2 separate regions of the Homo sapiens genome follow, and region 1 is linked to region 2. The links are chromatin loops, found by intact Hi-C in ENCODE. Cell type or tissue: GM12878. All regions are shown on one strand. Each heading gives the region's core, and the rest is flanking DNA. Links, peaks and the distances in the headings are about the cores only. Region 1 overlaps GALNT5 (polypeptide N-acetylgalactosaminyltransferase 5). Region 2 has its middle 91 kb from the start of UPP2.

Region 1 (9,943 bases), core at 1,226-9,225, 710 kb after region 2:
GCCTTTTTGGATGAATGTTGTAGTCACTGGCTTGGTATTAAGCCTCATTAATTCTGCTGAAAATGAGTTAACTTCCTCCACATTTCTTTACTTTTTATTACCCAAGCAAACCACAAGAGGCAGAAGCTAAAAATGAGCAACAAAGACTAAAAGGGAGCTGGGGCTTTGTGGAAGTCGAAGCCTGCATAATTTATACTTTTGCCTCTCAGCATCCAATTGAGAAAGACTCAATGGTCATCAAGAATAGAATTTGGGTTTTCAGATAAAATGCTGGTTACTCTGGCACAAAAACTCCCTGCTATGATGATTCCTAAAAAAAAAAAAATGCATTATTTAATACTTTCCTTTCATATAATGTGAAATAATTGTGGTTTTGTTTTTACAATTTATGACTTTATTTCCTCTTTGTTAGTAAGTGAAATTTATTTCTTTTAATGAGTTTTAACACTTCTTCACTTCCCTTTGACTCCTTTCTTTCCTAATTAAAAAAGAGTGGCCTTGGCTTCAGGTTTACAATTCACAGCTAAATATAGCAACAGAGATACCTTTTCTTCTAGTAGTAGCTCTGAGTTAAGAGGTAGAGATGGGATGCACCAAAAAATATAAACAGTATCTTGAAGTCAAAGCAAAGATGTAAGACTTAACAAGCCTAGATTACCATTGCAAAATAATCTCTGTACCAAAGAACAATCTGCAATTTTGGGAACTGATTTCTATTCATGAATCCATTTTCCTCTGAGTCCTATTTGCCACTCAAACCAATAACTGTTTCCACAAACACAGAACTGTTAAGGAATGTATGTTAGAGAGGGAAGTGTAATCACTCAGAGCTCACCTCCAGCACTGTGGAAGGAGTCTCTATTCCCTGCTTCCTGGCCCGACTCCCTCTACTAACCATTGCGCTCTGAGTTTGGGGAGTTTTCCTATAGGAGTTTCTACCATGGATCATGGATTTGGTTATTTCCATTACTCCCTTAAAATGCGGGAAAATGAGGGGAAAGAAGAATGGAATCAGACAATAAGACTGCTTCCTTAGAATGATTATTTAGAAATATGTTGTCTCTTTAGTATCTTTATCTATGTTATGCATTTTTTACATTTTTATCTTTATTATTATTACAGCAAACATTTACAGAGCAGTAAGCATTAGGTATTGTTCTACATGCTTCATATGTATTACCTAACTCCAGCCTCACACCAGTTCTAAAAGTAGGCATGATTATCACTACCATTTACCCAAAGGTTAAGGAATCTGCAGACGTTAACACGCTTTTGCAAATGATGGTGCCAGGACTGGATTCATTCTGGACCCAGTGAGTTGACTGCAGGACCCACACCTTTATTCCCTTAGTCACTGTCTTTGTGTTTAGTGGTGGACTCTCTTTTTACAAAGAAATTTAGAAAATTATTTTTCTGTTGGGCAAAGATGAATTTCTCAGTTGAGCAATGAATGTGTCATACCCTGCACCTATCAGCTACCATGAGATAGAAAACAGTTTAGCATACCTCTTTGCTCCCATCGCAGTCTTCCAGAATGACTGTAGTGTTTTCAATGGAAATGCATTTACCCAAAGCCACATTAATAAGCTAAAAAGCAAAATACGAAACAGGAATTACAAAATATTTTAAAGTAAAACAAGACATTCAGACACATTTAGAAAATACAGAATATAAAACTATAATAAGGTTAAAAGTTAATAGCTTAGCATTACTTAGCACTATCCAGTTTTATTGGTTGCTATCTCTAACAGAGACATAATGTAATCTTGTAATAGTACAGCTTCAATCTGTTAATTTTGGCCTGTGATCAGCCATAGAGCCAACACACAGAAGCTTTTAATTAACCCTTGCCTGGAATGCTAAATAACAAATGAGCAAAGGTGGCAAGAAAAGTAATTATTTTCTTGTCTTAAGTTTATCTAATGCATATACTAAAAGTCAATGCACCTATAAGAGTTATGAGCTATGTTCCCTGACTGACCCCTTCAAGCCTTTTGACTGCTTAAGCACTGAATCATAGATAAATTGAGTCCTTCAAAGAACAGCAGATTCCAGCTGATTCCCTGTCAGAATCTTCTTAATGACCCAAGCAAGCTACAATTCATTATAGGAAAGTCACGAAAGCTAATACAGAGCCAAGCATAAAGGCACTTTCTGGCAGGCCCCCAGGTTTTTAATGGATTTACAGGGTCAAATATGGAGGTAGCTTTCTTTAAGTCACCATTTAATGCAGAAAAATGTTGATTTCCTTTCCCCCTTTGACATCCTGGGCAGGGCTAACAAGATGATGGGTTAACAGTGCAACTTAGGGTTTTCAGATTTCTCGAACAGCTGTGCAGAGCCGAATCTATAGGACATGTCCTGGGAAAGCCTCCTGAGCTGGGAGGAGCTGAAGTCTTTGTTGCCAGGGACACTATTTGTGTCCTTCCTGTTCTATGATGCCTAACAAAGAGCTCTAACTCAGGGTGCTGCACTGATGCAGACTGGATGCTCACAGAATTGCCAGACTTCATAAAAGGGGGCTCAGTACATTGGTCCTCAATTTTACATGCTTAGCTTAGTGAACAAGAAAGTAAGGGACATCTTCAGGGATCAGAATATGCGGAAAAAATTAAAGGCTACAGGGAAACTTGCAAAGGTTGGCAAGAAAGACTTGTTCCCTCATATGGATGGAAGAAAAACAGAGGTATGTGTAAACCAAAAATCTGGAATTCAGGTCTTCCACATAACAGCGGAAAAACAGATCTTCAGTTGAATGCTGCACTGGGAAAAACAATTTGCCCATTAGCAAAGGGAGAAAACAAGGAAGCTGGATTGTCCCTGAGAATCTGAAACTTTACACCAGGCTTCATTTGGATTTGAGATGAATATTTACACCACCTGCCTTGGATAGGAACCATCACAGACTTTCAAGGCATAGAAACAAACATTAAAAATAGTACCAGGTTGTTAATTACTTCTGAGGTGCCTGGCACAGGCAGAAACAAAGCAACTATGGAAGGATGGAATCTCTATCAAAAATCCTCAGAGAAAGCTCTATTAGCAATTTAAAATGACAAATATGGGAGGAGACAGCTCACTGTTAGTAAATGTGGGCATCACAAGGCACAGAAGGATTCAATGCCCCCACAGTCCCACCCCTGAACTTCAGAGAGGAAGGTGAATAGAAAGACATGAAGGTAGAATAATCTCGGGGCTTAAAGGAAGGAAAGCATGCTGCAATTGCTCTCTGTACTGAAGCAGAGATAAATATTATGTAAGCTCCTGTATTTGTGGATCATGCAGAAATATTCTATCTTCAAACAAATTTGGAAAATTCTGGTTTCCACAGAGCCGAACAGGTGGTTCTACTCCAGAACTTCTCAAAATCTTCAGGGTGTTAATGTTCAGCTTGCTGTCAGAATGTTGTACAAATGTTTCTCAAATGTGCTTGACCATGGAACCCTGAGACAGCACAAGTAACATTGGTCAGGACAGTGTTTGGGAACCCCCTGTTTAACTATTTGTGTCTATTTTGTATAATCCTTCCAAGAACCGAAAAGCATTGGAAGGAAAGATAAAACTTTTCTGTCCCTTACATGTCCCTCCCTCATTTGACCTGAAGATTTTTTTTTCCTTTTTCTTAGAAATTACTGAGGAAACTATTTAATTGAGGTTTTTGCCATGGAAGGTACTTTTACACCAACCTAATACTTTTCTTCATATAGACATCATCTCTGAAGTGTTTTGGAATTGTTATTCTTCATTTCATTATTAGTTGTTTTCAGAATTTTCCTTTTTATTTAAAAATAATTGATCCATGTTTTTACTGTAAACCATTTTAATCTTTAAAAAAAATAGGCAGTGTATGAATTTTAAATTATCCATGTTGTATTATTTCATTTTCCAATTTAGGAAGTAGACATTCCGCACAATTTATGACAGAATTGTTAAACATTAGGCTATTTGCCAGCGGTTTAATCCAGTGTAAAAATACATTATTGGTGAGATTCTTTCATTAGCTTCAAATGTTGTCGTTTCAATAAGAAAATATTTCTTCTTATTACAAAAAACCAAAACTTTCACTGGATTTAAATTTCTGCTTGTGGAGGTTGAAAAAAGGGAAACGGAGCTATAGACTGTTTGCCAGCAGTTTAATCCAGTGAAAAATACATTATTGGTGAGATTATTAGCTTCAAATATTGTTGGTTCGATAAGAAAATGTTTGTTCTTATTACAAAACACAAAACTTTCACTGGATCTAAATTCCGTAGTGGAGGTTGAAAGAAGGGAAACGAAGCAAGTAACAAAAAGAAGTTGTGGAGTTTATTTTCTTGGAACTTTCCACGATTGTCTATCTAAAATAATGATCTACTTAATTTGTTGTAAATTACCTGGAGAAAGGTCCTAATTTTTTAAAAATGTTAATAACGCTCCCTGCTGGTTTGCTTCAGAAGGGAGCAAACTACATCTTCACTGAAATTTGTTTAAGGAAGACAACAAAGGAAAATAGAAGGAATTTGTTAAAATCACTTTTTAAAATACTTGGTGCATTTTGATATAGTATAGCGGAGGCATCAGCAGAAGGCTGTTTCATTAGGAGAGCTCTCCAGAAATTTCATAGGAACTCACTCAGGTTAGCGCAACAGCGGAGCCCAAAGGTAGTTTTCTAGTGCCCTCTGGTGGTTAAAGCTTATTATTACTCTGACTGAGATTCTGCGTTGCTGGAATGGGAAATATTAGAATAGTGGAAATTCCTTTCTTTTTTTTTTTTCTGCTCAGCGGTTGAAATTAAAAATTGTAAATTTATTTTACAGTTATATTTGACATGTTGTTATTTGAACAGTGTATATAAATCCAAAATGTCTGATAAGTTACCAGGTTGAGCCACTTAAAGTAGCTGCCATTCTATTTGGACCCATAAAAATGGCAATTTTATAATACAGTGCGTTATCTAAAAACAGGTCACATAAACTTATTTATCAGTTGAATTTTGTAAAAAACAGAACCATTTTTTTAAGACTAGTTTCTTGTCTTTCATAGCTTTCCTGGATTTCCCGAATACTTTCAAGGGGGAATATTATAGTAAGTTTTTGCTATCAGGAGATTTTCCAGACAGAAAGCATGGTATAATCCACTCTCAAGAAGAACTGAAAAAATTTGGCCTAAAAGGGCGGGATAACTAATGGTCACATTTTTAAAGAATTTCTTGGATGAAGAAAAAGGAAGCTGAAATAAAACAAAAACACTGGGGTTAGTTATAAGTCAAATTAAATTAGAAATAAAAGATTAGAAATAAGCATGACTGTCTAAGAACCCCAGCTGAAGGCTTGACTAATCATATCTAAACCCACGTGTCTTACCATCCTCTTCAAATGCAGCTTCACTCCTAGAAGGGGTTTGAAATGGCTTTTCCCCAGCTTCTCCTCTTTCTTGATGTTTTCTCAGCCTTGTACTCTGGCTACCTTATCTGGCTTAGCTTCTTCCCTTTGGATACCATCCTTCATGCCCTGGAATGTTATCTGCTATTCTCTGATATTTTCTGTTATTTTAAGTTCCTCTTTGAAATCTTTACAAACCCCAATTAAATCTTATCACCCCCTTGCTTAACTCTGCTCAATAACTTCCCACTGCTTTCAGAAGAAAGAAGGAAGCAAGGCAGGAAAGAAGGAAGGAAAGAAATAAAATCCTTACTTTGCTTACAAGGACCTGTGTGATCTGGCTCCTTCCTTCCTCTTCACCTTCATCTGGTGCCATTCTTCCCTCCTTCACACCCTGACAACATTCGTCTTCTTTCCAGTGCTTGGATGGAGAACACTCACCTGTCTTAGGGCTTTACGTGACCTTTACCCTCTGCCTAGCACTCTTCTTTAGAGCTTGGCTGACTGACACTTAGTGTTTTAGGCCTGAGTTACAAAGTCTCCTTCTCAGAGAGGATTTCTCAGCCACTCTAACTGAGGAGTCATCAACTGTGGCCTGTTCCCTAAATGAGAGCTATTATATTTTGTATTTACACTTGACTTGCTTATTTGTTTATAATCTTTCTTCTCTACCCAAATTAAGCTCCACAAGGAAGGAACCAAGTCTACTTCATTCATCACCCTGTAATCCAAGTCTGAAATACTCCCAGATCTACGGATACTCAATAGATATCTGTTGAGTTAATCAATGAACATGACCACTTGGTAGCCTTCCTCAAGTTTACCTATATTTAATTCTCAGCCATGCTTTGTCCCATCTTTGCTCATACTTGGTGTTTATTTATAATGTAATTACTCATTCTTTCCACACATTTTTGAAAGAGATTTTGTGTTTTGTTTTTATGGAGTAAGATTTTAAATTGCCACTTGAACTTACCACACCACTAGCTCTCACAATGGGAGCCCTTAAGTCAGGAAAGACATTCTCCAAGTACCATTTGAAACTTTTGCACTTCAGTTTCTTTCGCAGCTCCCTTTGCTGGGTGAGGTTGCCAACATCTAGCCCTTGGTCGATGAGGTGGTCTCCGTGGCCATAGAACAGCTCCTTATACTCATCCAGCCAGACCTCGGCAACCCGCACCAAGTTCCGCTCCACTGTCTTCATCCGGTCTTTGGGGAAGGAATATGGATTGTCATTTCTGAATATATGGCCCACTCGGGAGCAGGGAATGATCTCAATTTCACCACCACACATCCACACCTGGAAGAATTTGATGATAAGCATCAATTATCAAATGATTATCCACAAATCATCGGCACTTAACAATGACAAGAAACCACCTTGTTTCCCCCTACCTGAAGTAATACTCAACTTCAAAAACACTTTTGCAATAGAAAATCAAACTCAACAGGCTTATTTAATTTTGTGTATTGCTGTGGATCATTTTAGGATTAGTAAAATGTAATTTTTTCTTTCCTAACTTTCAATGTAAGTTTTTTTTAATTTGTAAATAAATCTTCACAGAATCCCATTTTGTAAAACATGAGTTCTTGTTTTGATTGAATCAGGGAAAGAAGTATAGATGTCCATTTGTTCACGTTCCTCTACTCTCATTTTTGGGAAGAACCAAAAGGCTTGTGGAACACAACTCAAAACCATCCTTCATGATCAGCAGCTCCAAAATTACACCCTTTTACATACATACAGAACACCCACCCAATAGGAAAGCAATTACTTTTTGGACACTCTCTACTACTGCTGTTGCCAAGGCTTTCTCAGAAGTTAATCAATGATTGTATAATAGATTGTATAAAGTGCCCAAAGGAGCTGTACTATAAGGCACACCTGACCTGTTGGTGACCTGCTTTAGAGGTATTTTAATGTACTTCTGTCATTTGTGTTCTCTAAGATGATCCATTACAGATTGAGTCTATTCCTTCCAACATTCTAGACAGATGTTCCAGGAGAGTTATTTTGTAGCACGTATGACTCCCACAGCATTTACTCTGAGTGGCAGAAAGTCATTTCCCCCATATTTATAAGCAGAAATGGTGTTGTGAAATATTAGGGAATGCTAATAAATTTTATGACAGCAATTGATTCTTCCAAATTCAATCTGAGATATGAAAAAATTAATCCAGAGACCCTAAAATTTCTGTGAAATTTCCTCTCAGTGGCAGTCACATACCTGATTATGGTAGTAAAATCAAACCATTTAAAATTGATTAACTCATTATCGTAAAGAAAAGTTGGGAAACACCTGGTAATACCTTGAATGAGAGCTCCATATTTTCCCCACCCCAAACATCAAGGCCAGGGTCGTATGTTCCAAGTTCAAAAAAGTAACTTTTGTCAATAGAAAACAATCCACCAGCCATGACAGGGCACCTACAAAAAGAAAAGTTTGTTTTTTAAACTTGCATCTCATGAAAGCTCGACTTTTAGAGTTGTTCCTCTGTACATCTGTACGGGAGGTAGGAGGCTTTTCAGAATAGCTACCTGATGCAGGGAAGCCCTGGGATGGAGTCACAAATAGGGCTTAAGTGATGCGATCCCTGGATCATGGTGGCAGAGCTAGATTAGGTTCAGCAAAGATGCATCCTGGAACTAGTATTATTTGTCCTTTATACTGTGACACAAACTGTCCAGGAATGTTATTTTTAACACTTATTCAGGGCTAAGGGAGTATCAGGCACTATTGTAAGTATTATATATATATTCCAGCCCAGACTTCACAAAAAATCTTGTGTGTGCAATTATTAAGAATCTGCAACACTGGATGTGAGGGCGATCTGGCTGCAACATCTGTCAGCCCATTGATTGCCAGGGTTGATTCGGCTGATCTAGCTGGCTAGGCGGCTGTCTCCTTCCCCCCTCACCGCTCCATGTGCGTCCCTCCCGAAAGCTGCGCGCTCTGTGGAAGAGGACGACCATCCCTGATAGAGGAGGGCCGGTCTTCCGGTCTTCTGGTCTTCCGGTCTTCCGGTCTTCCGGTCTTCCGTCAAGGGTATATGAGTAGCTGCGCTCTCTACTAGAACCTCCAAGCAAGCGCTCAGGAATTGGCAACACGGAGAAGGTAAGAAACTTTCCCAAGGACAGTAGACACCTTGGGTTTGCTCTGGGCAGTCTGAGGGGACGCTGTGCCACTCACTCCACTGTACTGCCTCTCAGCCGTTACTGGAAGGAAGGCCGTGAGAGTGAGTTGTCCAGGTTCTGGGTATTTTGAACAAAGAGTTGAACAAAACACACTAACAAAGGAACGAAACACATGAACGAAGCGGCACAAGCAGGGATTCGTTAAAGCGGGAAAGCGCTCCACAGGGTGGGAGTGGGCCGGAGCAAACGGTTCAAGGGCCGGGTTACCAAGTTTTCTGGGTTTCAAGTACTCCTTTCGAGGTCCCTACCAGCTGCCCCTTATCTGGATGGAGGATTTGGTTGGCTAATGAAAGGCTGCGGTGAATTGGCGCCCTGTGCAGATGAAGGGAAGGTCCCTGCTTGGCCAGTCCAAGGCAGAGACTCTCCCTTTCCTTCTGAGATGTGGTGGAAGGGGAGGGCTGTAGGGAGAGTAGCCGTTGATCCTTTGTTACTCGGGTGTGGGGAAATGGGGTTTTCCTTCTGGTTTAGCTTTAGGAAGTGGGTGTTAATCGGCCTTAGATCCCCTGCCCCTAGACCCAGGTGTTTTCCTTTTGATCCAGGTTTGGGAAGTCAGCAGGAATTGGCCTTAGATTCCCTGCCCCCAGACCTTGGTGTTTTTCCTTGATTCAGCTTTAGGAAGTCGGCATGAATTGGCCTTAAGCTTCTTGCCTCCAGACCCTATTCTCCTGCCTCACAACCACACACAAACTTTACTGACAGCGTGTTATATGGCAAGCACCTTTCAAAGCACTTTATATGTTATCTGATTCAGTTCTTAAAACAATCGAAGTAGCAGCTACTTTTATGAGTCTTTATGTAAAAATAAAAAAACAGAGGCTCAAGATGATAAGTAACCTTTTCAAGCTCATACCACTTCTCAGTGGTACAGTTGAGATTCAAACTGTCTCCAGAACCTTCACTAATAATATTGATCATGGAGGATAGAAACTACATTTTAGTCAGCAGTTAGCCAAGACTGGAATCACTTCCTATGGTGGTCACCACTCAGCCAGCTAAAGTAGTTTCTGTGGAGAGCCTGCTTTGTGCTTAGGGTATACAGTGATCTCAAGGGGGAGATAATTCCTGTCCCACACCTCTCTCCCCTCCGCCACCATTTATGTTCATTTTCTTTCTGCTCTCCAATTTTCCTACTAGACTATCCAGAACGCATTCTCGTCCTAACATTATGTTGAATATAGTCTGAACTCAACCACTACATTGGCCCTCAACATGAGAGTATGGAAAGAGCAGAGGTTCTTTAGGTGTAGGTTCAGAATAAGAGTGTTAAATCCAGGTAATTCTGGGTTTGAGTCTCAAATTCTTCTTTGATTAGCTGCGTATTCCTGGGAAAATTACTTAATGCTTTTAAGTCTAAATTTCCCCATCTCTTTAAGGTGAATTCTTCCAC
Region 2 (9,943 bases), core at 879-8,878:
CCCTTTATGAGACAACTTGATCCCTATAAAGTATTCAATAAACACAATGGGCACTAAAAGACAGTCTTAATGAAATGGGACAATTTAGAAATATTTTCTTAATTGACATCAAGAAAAAGTAATTTAAAAAAAAAATCTGTTAGTTTTTTTTTTTTTAAACAAGTGTTAGTGAGGATGTGGAGAAACTGGAGCCCTTGTGCACTGTTGGTGGCATTACAAAATGGGGCTACTGCCATGGAAAATAGTGTGGTGGTTCTCCAAAAAATTAAAAATAGAATTACCATATGACCCAGCAATTTCACTTCTGGGTATATGCGTTAGTCCTTTTTCATACCACTATAAAGAACTACCTGAGACTGGGTAATTTATGAACAAAAGAGGTTTAATTGACTCACAGTTCCACAGGCTGTACAGGAAGCATGGCTGGGAGGCCTCAGGACACTTACAATCATGGTGGAAGTTGAAGGGGAAGCAGGCACATCTTACCATGGTGGAGCAGGAGAGAGAGACAGAGAGCAAAGGGGTAAGTGCCACACACTTTCAAACAACCAAATCTTGTGAGAGCTCACTATCACAAGAACAGCAAGGGGGAAGTCTGCCCCATGATTCAGTCACCTCCCGCCAGGCCCCTCCCCTGACACGTGGAGATTACAATTCAAGATGAGATTTGGTGGGAACACAGAGCAAAACCACATCCGTATATAACTAGAGTCTCAAAGAGATATTTGCACATCCATGTTCACAGCAGCACTATTCACAATAGCTAGGAAATAGAAGCAATCTAGATATCCAACAACAGATGAATAGATAAACAAAATGTGGCATATACATACAGTGGATTATTATTCAGCCTAAAAAAGGAAGGAAATTATGTCACATGCTGTAACATGGTTGAACCTTGAGGATATCATGTTAGGTGAAATAAGCCAGTCACAAAAAAAGATCAATACTGTATGATTCCACTTATATGAGGTATCTGAAGTAGTTAAATTCATAGAAACAGAAAGTAGAGTGGTGGCTGCCAAGAGCTGGGAAAGGGGGAGTGGGAAGTTGTTGTTTAATGGGTATAGAGTTTTAGTTGTGCAAGATAAAAAGTTCTGGAGATCTGTTTAACAAGAATGTGAATATACTTAACACTACTAAACTGTATACTTTAAAATGGTTAAGATGGTAAATTTGACATTGTGTGTTTTTGTTTAATTATAATTTTAAATCTGTTAGTTTCTCTAATGATCATAATGAAGATTAATTAAATTGTGCTCAAAAGATGTATTATGGGATAGGAATACAGGTAATTTTATTCTCTTTATTGTTGCTGGACCAAGTTTTCTGCTTCCTACATATCAGAATGGCTAGGCATTGCAAAATAATCTATCACCATAGAATCTAAGGATTCTTTTGGAATATAAGCATCATTTTCAAAAGTAATTTGTGATTCAAGAGTTGCTTAGAACCAAATTTCCCTAGGAAACTGAATGATTTGGGTGTTTTGTTATGGGGTGGAGGGAGAAGATGTGGTGGAAGTTGGCATGATCTCTATTTGGGTGGGGCTCTTTTTGTATTTTTGATAGAGAATAGCTGTATTAATCAGTAGTGTATTATAGAAGGCATATGTCTTATGTTTCATTGCTTGGTTTTATGTTGTGCAGCAGCAATTTGCTAACCACAGTCCTGAAGAAATATAGCCACGCAGCAAAAGAAGCATTTATTTTCAGAAACACATTTCTTTTCTGACATTACAGGGGAGTGGGAGGGAAGGTCCAGATTAACTGTACTTTTTAATAAGAGATGGAGTGCTATTGGAAAACTATTAAGGAAATTGTGGCTTTAGCTCAGATTCAAGGAAGCCCATAAGAAGAATTTACTACCTTCCAGCTTAATACTGCAGCAGGGCCAGTTCTACAGACCCACTGCTCCCTGAATGATTCTGGAGAGTATTTGCGAGCTGGGGTTGTTCTAGGAGAGGCAATCAGCCGCTGATGAGCTCCCCTGCTTAACTTTCCTAATTGATTCCACCAGACCTCCTAGTAGACTAGTTGCTAACCCTGCCCCATCCCAACTCTGGCCTGGCTCTTTCTGATGGCAGTCTTCAGAGACCATTTGCCAGTTTGGAGTTAGGCCTTGGAGCTGCAGAACAGGCTTGTAAAGCAGATGCGTAGTAAATGCTGCAGCCAAATGTACAGCACATTTTCCTAAGTGGAAATCCTGTGTTACAGACAGAACATTACTTAACAGTAGGTGGGCAGTTCAATCCTAAACAGCTCAGTTCTTCCCCATCAGAGACCCTGCAGAAGCAGGCTTCTGCCACAGCTGTGGGAGGAAGAACAGTTCTTGTAACTGTTAGGAGCAGACAGTGGCTAAGAGAAACAGTCTCTTGGGAAGTCCCTGTCTGTGATTTTCCTACGTAAACACAAGAAAACAAAACCCCTGGGCTTGTCGTTCACACAAGCAAGCCGCACAAAGCTTTCTTTCCTTCATCTGCATGTGCTAGTGTGCTGTTCTTCCTTTAGGTTTTACTGCTGCTTAAAGGTGTTTTTGTCCAGATATGTAAAGGTGCCTCGCCCTTCTCCTTCTCAGGAAAAATAACTATTTATTGAGTGCCTGTTGCCACGCAGGAACTCTGTATCCATCATCTCACCTCTTCCTCATCAAACACATCTCTTCCGAGTGAGTTGCCAAATTACACTGCTGGCTTCCCAACCTGAGGTTTTGCTTCTGTTTACATTTTACCAGAGCAAGAGAGAAAAAGTCACAAATGATGTGCTGTCTTCTCATCTTACTAATCCCCTCTTCCCCAAGCCTTTCCACATCTAGAATTAAATACCTGGGCCTTGGCAGCCAGGCCAACCCCTAACATTGGTAAAGCCCAGGCAAGAGCACAAATGGATGCCCATATGCCTAAAGCTGTAAGAGTTATAATGCCCCTTTAATGCATCCTCATGTCCACGTTGGATATGTGCATTAAAATTCATGAAAAAGAATTATTGGCCAGGTGTGATGGCTCATGCCTGTAATGCCAGCACTTTGGGAGGCCGAAGTCAGAGGATCACTTAAAGCCAGGAGTTTGAGACCAGCCTGTGCAACATAGTGAGACTCCATCTCCACAAAAAATAAAACTTTTTAAAAAAATTAGCCAGTTTTGGTGGCAATACCTGTGGTTTTAGCTACTCGGGAGACTGAGATGGGAGGATTGCTTGAGGCCAGGAGCTACGATTGCACCACTGCACTCCGGCCTGGGCAACAGCAAGAATCTATTTCAAAAAAAAAAATAATAATAACAATAGCTTAAATTCGAAACAATCTAAATATTCAACAATGGGGCATTGATGAATTTTATTATAATATTTCTCCATATAGTAGGGTATGAGATCATCACTTAAAATTTTTAGTAATAAGTTATTTTGAGTTTAAGTGAATAAAGATTATTAAAGTGTCTTTGTAATTATTGTTTTGTTTAAAGTATATGTACACATAAAAACATGATCCAACAAAATAGTTACCATCTCCTTGTAGTGACTTCATAAATTATATTTTCTTCTATGTATTAGTATTTTCTAAAAATTGGTATAATGAGGGAAATAAATAAATTTATAATAAAAATATTTGTATGCTTTAATAATTCTGTTTCCAGGAATCTCTTTTAAGGATCAAAGATGTGGTTAAATATCACAAGATAATTTATCACAATGTTATTCATAATTTTAAAATTATATCAGCTAGGCACGGTGGCTCACACCTGTAATCCCAGCACTTTGGCAGGCCGAGGTGGGTGGATCACTTGAGGTCAGGAGTTTGAGACCAGCCTGGCCAATGTGGTGAAAACCCGTCTCTACTAAAAATACAAACATCAGCCAGGTGTGGTGGCACGTGCCTGTAATCGCAGCTACTCGGGAAGCTGAGGCAGGAGAATCACTTGAATCCGGTAGGCAGAGGTTGCAGCGAGCCGAGATCGTTTCACTGTACTCCAGCCTGGGCAACTGGAGACCCCCTCTCAAAAAAAAAAAAAAAAAAAAAAAAAGGTAGAAACAATTCAGAAAGATTATTGAACCTTTGAAACTTCCTCATGCTTATTCTGTTCTTAAAATTTTCTCTTTTCCTCAGAGTGATTAGCAATCAAACTCTTTTTTAAAAGGCTTACATGTACTGGTCTATGCGGGCAGAGAGTACAGGGAGGCTCAGAGAGTGAGCATGCAAACACTAAAGGCAGGACCGCAGAGGAGAAGATACCCAAAGGATAAAAAAGATGCTCACTGAGTCAAGTAGATGAAAACCAGCATTCTTGGTGTAAGCTCTAAGCAAGAGGGGAGACCATATACGGCCATAGCCAGGGAGTGGAAAAACCCAGAATTTTAGAAGGAAAGGAACCTTGTGGTTTCTTCAGCTCCAGGAAATAGCAAACACACCCCTATCCCCACCCCACTACCATTTACACCTACCCTAGGATCTTCTATTCAATTAGAAAATCTTTCATTTATCGAGCAAATATTTGTTGAGTGATGTGCCAGGCATAGACAGGAGAGGAAAGGAGGAAGTCTGTTTGTTTCAATTAGCCAAGTTGGTTTATTCATCTCTTCCTTCTTTAAACAAATGGCTCCTTCCCTCCCTCCCTCCCTCCAGACAAGTGTTCTGTGTGAAAACTTGATCTTTTCACATGACCCTACATCCTCCTCCACAGTGATTGGTTCCCTTCAGTGGTGGACAACTTACCCAAGCTGAGCCTAGCTCCCTTGACCATTGCAATTGATCAAAGGGTGGTCATGTGGCCCAAAACAAGCCAATCAGACTTCTTCCCTAGCTTTTTTTCAAAACTTTATGGGAAAGGAGGGCTCCTTCTCTCCAGTTAGAGAGCCATGAGCCCAGATGTGAGCCTGGAAACTGTAAAGAGCCAGAAAAGAAGCAGAGGGGAAAAAGACAATGAGCAAAACACTCAGAGACGCAGGAGGGAGAAAGAGTCCTGCTGGCATTCAGAACCCTGTGTCAGGTCTTTCTGAATCACCCATTTCCTCTGTCCTTCTGGCTGTCTGGTTACCTGAGTCATTACCTTCGCATTCTTCTGAAGCTATTTCCTATTGTATTTCTGCCGTGTGAAACCAAAGGGTGTTCCCCAGCACAAGGGTTTGGAATTGCAGCGCTCTGTATGAGCTCTGGTAAGCCTCCTTGGCCTAGTGAAGCAGACAGGTGCCAGATCAGAAGCTTTATTAAGATAATGAGGGAGGAGGCCGGGCACTGTGGCTCACACCTGTAATCCCAACACTTTGGGAGGTCGAGGTGGGTGGATCATTTGAGTCAGGAGTTCGAGACCAGCCTGGCCAACATGGAGAAACCCCGTCTCTACTAAAAATACAAAAATCAGCTGGGCATGGAGGCGTGCACCTGTAGTCCCAGCTACTAGGGAGGCTAAGGCACCAGAATCACTTGAACCCAGGAGGCAGAGATTGCAGTGAGCCCAGATTGTGCCACTGCACTCCAGCCTGGGTGACAGAGCGAGACTCTGTCTCAAAAAAAAAAAAAAAAAAAAGAAAAAGAGGGAGCTAATGATGCTCTCATTGGAGGGAACTCATTGTATTACCTTTTACCTATTAATATAACTGTGCCTTCACTTAACATTAATGCAAACAATCCTTGTTGAATACCTGCCCTGTATTTCCCTCACCAGTTTTTGGCCTTTTAAATTGAATTCATGCATACCCGTTCTTCTTTCCTGCTTAATTTGATTCAGCCTACTAGGAAAGGTAAAAGGGAGGATTCCACTTATGCCCGTAACTGTGAAAATGCAACATATCTTTAGTGGAAAATTTACAAACAACCACAAGATGGGGCTGTTATGCAAGGAAGTAAAAGTTAATGGTTGGCGGGAAGAGGATGCAACAGTTTCCAGCATCCAGGATAGGATATTTAAATCTTTCCTCACTAGAAAATAAGGAAAGGAAAATATTTTAAGAACATATATTCATAAAATCAAAGCACTACTTATAACAAATTCAGGGATTACTCTTTTTAACAATCTAGTGTTCCTTTTTGGGAAAGTGATACATAATTATTATAGTAGATATTTTCCGCCTATATCAAGGTTGATTGCTTGTCTTTCTTCCGGGTTTTCTTCATCCTCATTCTTCTGTCGCTTTCGATGAAAAGCCATAACATAAAACCAAAATACATGCATTAATTTATTAATTTATTTACAGACTTCTATGTCCTCTGTATTCAATTTCAAAGACAAAGAAATAGCATTTGATATATTTGATTAACATACTCGTTTCCTGGTGTCTTCCACCTCAATCTAAATTAAATCACTTTGACCTCATTTTTCCCCCCTTGGGTTTGCAGTTTGAAGATCTGGAAAATTCTTGATTAATAGCAATAATGTAAGGTAGCCACGTTTTTAGAAAATCCAAAAGAAGCAAGAGGAAAGTAACCCTGCATAGCCCTTTGCCTTACGAGAGACTACAGCATTTGCTGGGGCAAGATGACCACAGAAGGCAGCCCGCAGGAGAATGCCCATTCACCCTGGAGCTGTGCAAAGCAAGAAGTCTGCAGGTAGATGCAGGGGAAGCCACAAAGAGGAAGCATTCCTGTTCCTTCTAGGGCACAGTCCAGTCTGCGTTGCGCTAACTCAAAACTGGGAGCCTTCTGTTGAGAAATGGGAAACCTAAAAATAGACCTGCAGAAAGTACTTTGACCTTGGCTTGAAAGTCAGCCCAGTGCTATGACAAGAAAAGCCTTTTCCATGAAGATTATGTTCTTAAAAGCCATATTTCATCTGCACACAGACTCCCAGTAAAACCACACTCAGAAAATGTGCGTCTTGGCTATCCTTCAACTGTAAAATCATTATGTTTGGCTCTGGTTATTCTGGACATTAGATGTCTATGTAAGGGTTTCTTTCTGAAATTCCTTGTACAAAATGTTAGGGGTTATAAACTGGATTAATAGCGACATTTAAGCAAATCTGCTATTACTGTGTGTATCCAATACCTTATGATTTTTGGAAAGAATTCAAGGACAAAGCAGAAAAACTGTTGTATTCAAGTAATTCAGAATGTACATGCTTTAGAATTAACTACAATAAACTAATAACTTTTCCTGAAAAAATCTAGCCAGAAAGCCAAGAGAATATATTTCATTAAAGCTTTAGTAATTAAATCCAAAATTAAAGGGTACTGTCCTATAATTTCTTGCATGTGTTAGAATTATAATATTTAAAATTTGCAATATCAAAGCATTTCAGGAGACCATCATATGTAGTCTGCATGTATTTCAAGGATAACCCTTAAAGGGTGATAAAAAGCTATTAAAGAGGGGAGAAAAAGCACTTTTATATACTTAGGTAACTTTCTAAGGAACAGCTGCCACCAATTAAACAACAAATACCTTTTAAAGACTCTTGGGGGTTCAATGTTCTTTCAGTGGACTGAAAAATCTGGGAAAATGGACTTCATTAGCAACTACAAAATTATTGAAAGGATATTTGAAATGGCATTTAATACCTGCAAAGACTGAAACAATCAGTAGTTTAAAATTTCGCCATAAAGATTGGTAAATAACACTGATTACAGGTCTTATTCAAACAGAAAATAATGAATATGTAATGAAAAGAGAATAATGATCCAAATTGCTTTTAATCTTGGAGTTATGCCTATTGATTGGCCTGGAAATAATAGTGCTAATCTTACAGTAGGAAAGTCAAGTGCTTTAGAAAGTCATTAGCTTTAGGGAAACGGGATACCCATTTCATTGTGCCAGTACAGTATTTTATTGAGTAAAGCCTCAAACAACTGTGTGTTTAAGAAAAATTCCAAGGTTAGCCTAAGTCAAATAACATTCCTCTCCACTCTGCTCTGTAACTGGTAAAAGCAATTTAGGTACTCTTTCTAATTCATCTACCTAAACACCTGCTATATTCCTGCAACACAAAATAATCAAATACAGTAAATAATTCAGCATTCCAAAAGGTAATTATTGATCTCACACTGGCTTATTTCTAATAAGCTGAAGAAGTAATAACCTTCTCAAAATAGTAAATTTACATTTTAGACTGGCATTCCTGAGACACTCTGGCAAAGTTTCATGAACGAATATATTTATAAGCAAATATACATTAAAAACACACAAAGTCTTTTTAAAAGTCATAATTTCTCATCTCTAGGAAAAGCCTCAAAGGATTCTGAATTTGAAATATCTTTACTTCCCATTAACTTTCCATGTATCCAATTACAAGTTAAATTTACATTCTTTTCAATCCATTTTTGAGACCTTAAATGTATTCTTAGATCCTGAGCTTGAAAATTGATTGCTTTTATTTTAATTTAAATGTTAACACAGAAGCATCTGGTTAATGAAAATAGAGATACATGAAAAGCCAGGCACGGTGACTCACTCCTGTAATCCCAGCACTTTGGGAGGCCTGTAATCCCAGCACTTTGGGAGTCCAAGGCAGGCGGATCACGAGGTCAGGAGTTCAAGACCAGCTGACCAACATGTTGAAACCCTGTCTCTAGCCAGATGTGGTGGTGCGTGCCTGTAATCCCAGCTACTCAGGAGGCTGAGGCAGGAGAATTGCTTGAACCTGGGAAGTGGAGGTTGCAGTGATCACTCCACTGCACTCCAGTCTGAGCGACAGAGCAAGACTCCGTCTTAAAAAAAAAAAAAAAAGAGAGAGAGAGAAATACGTGAAAAACCCACGCTCCTCTTAGCAAATGTGCATGGAACAAGGAACTGGCCGGTGTTAAAAGTTGCCAGGCAGGGCAGCAGAGAGCACTTCACAATGACATGGTTAGATGAGGCCCTCAAGACAAGCTGGTTGCCAGGGAACACTCAGGGCACCTGAGAAGTGGGCAAGATCAATTTGTTATGGGGAAGTCAGCTGAATGCAGAGCTGAAAAGAGAAAGTGCAAGCCAGAGGGAACAAGAAAAGACTGAAGTCAGAGTGGAAAGAGCTTGGGCTTGGAAGTCACGAAAACCTGACTTCTGACCCTTATCAAATGTGTCACCTCTGGGAAAGGAAACACCTTTGTCTCTCCGACTTGGTGTTTTTCACTTGTCAACTGAGTATAATGATAGCACCGCCTCGCAGAATTATTATAGGGTTATAAGATGATGCATATCAAGCACTTAGCACACTGCCTATGAGTACACAGAAAGGGCTGAGCAAAGGATATGAGTATTACTACTGAGTGCTGCTGCCAGAGAGGCTGGCAAAGGGAAGGTGAATGCCAGTCTCAGAGAAGGATACAAATGGGTACCTCACAGAGTCAAAGTCAGGGAGGCAAAGGAAACAAGGCAAAGGGAACTAGGATGGTGTGGAATCTCCTCACTAGGCTTTGCATTGAACCAAGGGCCTTCTGGTACACAAAATCTTGCACACTGAAATATGCCCCTTGGAATGTTCACCTTTCCTGACCCTGTCTTAAAGATACCTTGCTCTAAATCCAGTCATTTGTAACAGCTGCTCTGGAAAGCAAATCTGGTGTCATTTCAGATCTGACAAGTGCCTTTGAGTAAGAGCAGGAAGGAGAAGCTCATTCCATTGAAAGGCTTCCTCGAGTATGCCTAGGAAGACGCCCACTGGAGATGGTTTGTTAGCTTGTTTGCCAAAACAAGTGAGTCTTGGAAGTTGCTTTTATTTTTTTAATTCAAGTGAATGGTCCCTTTATTTTTTAAAATGTGAGGTAAGTATCTCTCCCTTGTTTCTGGAGAAGATGGTGAAGTTTCCATGCATCTGAGTGCAGACACTGCAGTCTGGAAGATGTTGAGTGTTCTGCTTCATATTGGGAATTATGGACTTTTTTTTTTTTTTTTTTTTTTTGAGACGGAGTCTCGCTCTTTCACCCAGGCTGGAGTGCAGCGGTACGATCTCGGCTCATTGCAAGAGCCGAGGCTCCGCCTCCCTTGTTCACGCCATTCTCCTGCCTCAGCCTCCAGAGTAGCTGGGACTACAGGCGCC

What was found. Hi-C counts contacts between places; a loop is a spot of excess contacts. Peaks named below come from ENCODE experiments on the same cell type or tissue, not always from the same donor. Only the 100,000 strongest peaks of a DNase experiment are listed, where the experiment ranks them.
Region 1: it touches region 2 in a loop (12-fold over the local background); 44 of 110 quality-filtered maps call a loop at or near these places.

What each region holds. Positions count from the first base shown.
Region 1 is chr2:157,297,393-157,307,335 of GRCh38, reverse strand. GALNT5 (polypeptide N-acetylgalactosaminyltransferase 5) reads right to left here. Exons shown (of 10, transcript NM_014568.3): 6 at 7,671-7,788; 7 at 6,337-6,660; 8 at 1,507-1,587. It also overlaps the pseudogene RN7SKP281. Among named protein-coding and RNA genes, the nearest start is that of ERMN, 23 kb to the left of the region's middle. RefSeq lists a silencer at 4,647-4,726. In GM12878, for the core only: a CTCF peak has its summit at 4,653 (motif pointing left); a DNase peak (open chromatin) is centred at 4,545.
Region 2 is chr2:158,006,339-158,016,281 of GRCh38, reverse strand. It overlaps a transcript of UPP2 not described here. Among named protein-coding and RNA genes, the nearest start is that of UPP2, 91 kb to the left of the region's middle. In GM12878, for the core only: a CTCF peak has its summit at 5,807 (motif pointing right); no DNase peak of the experiment used is centred there; H3K27me3 peaks cover 169 bases.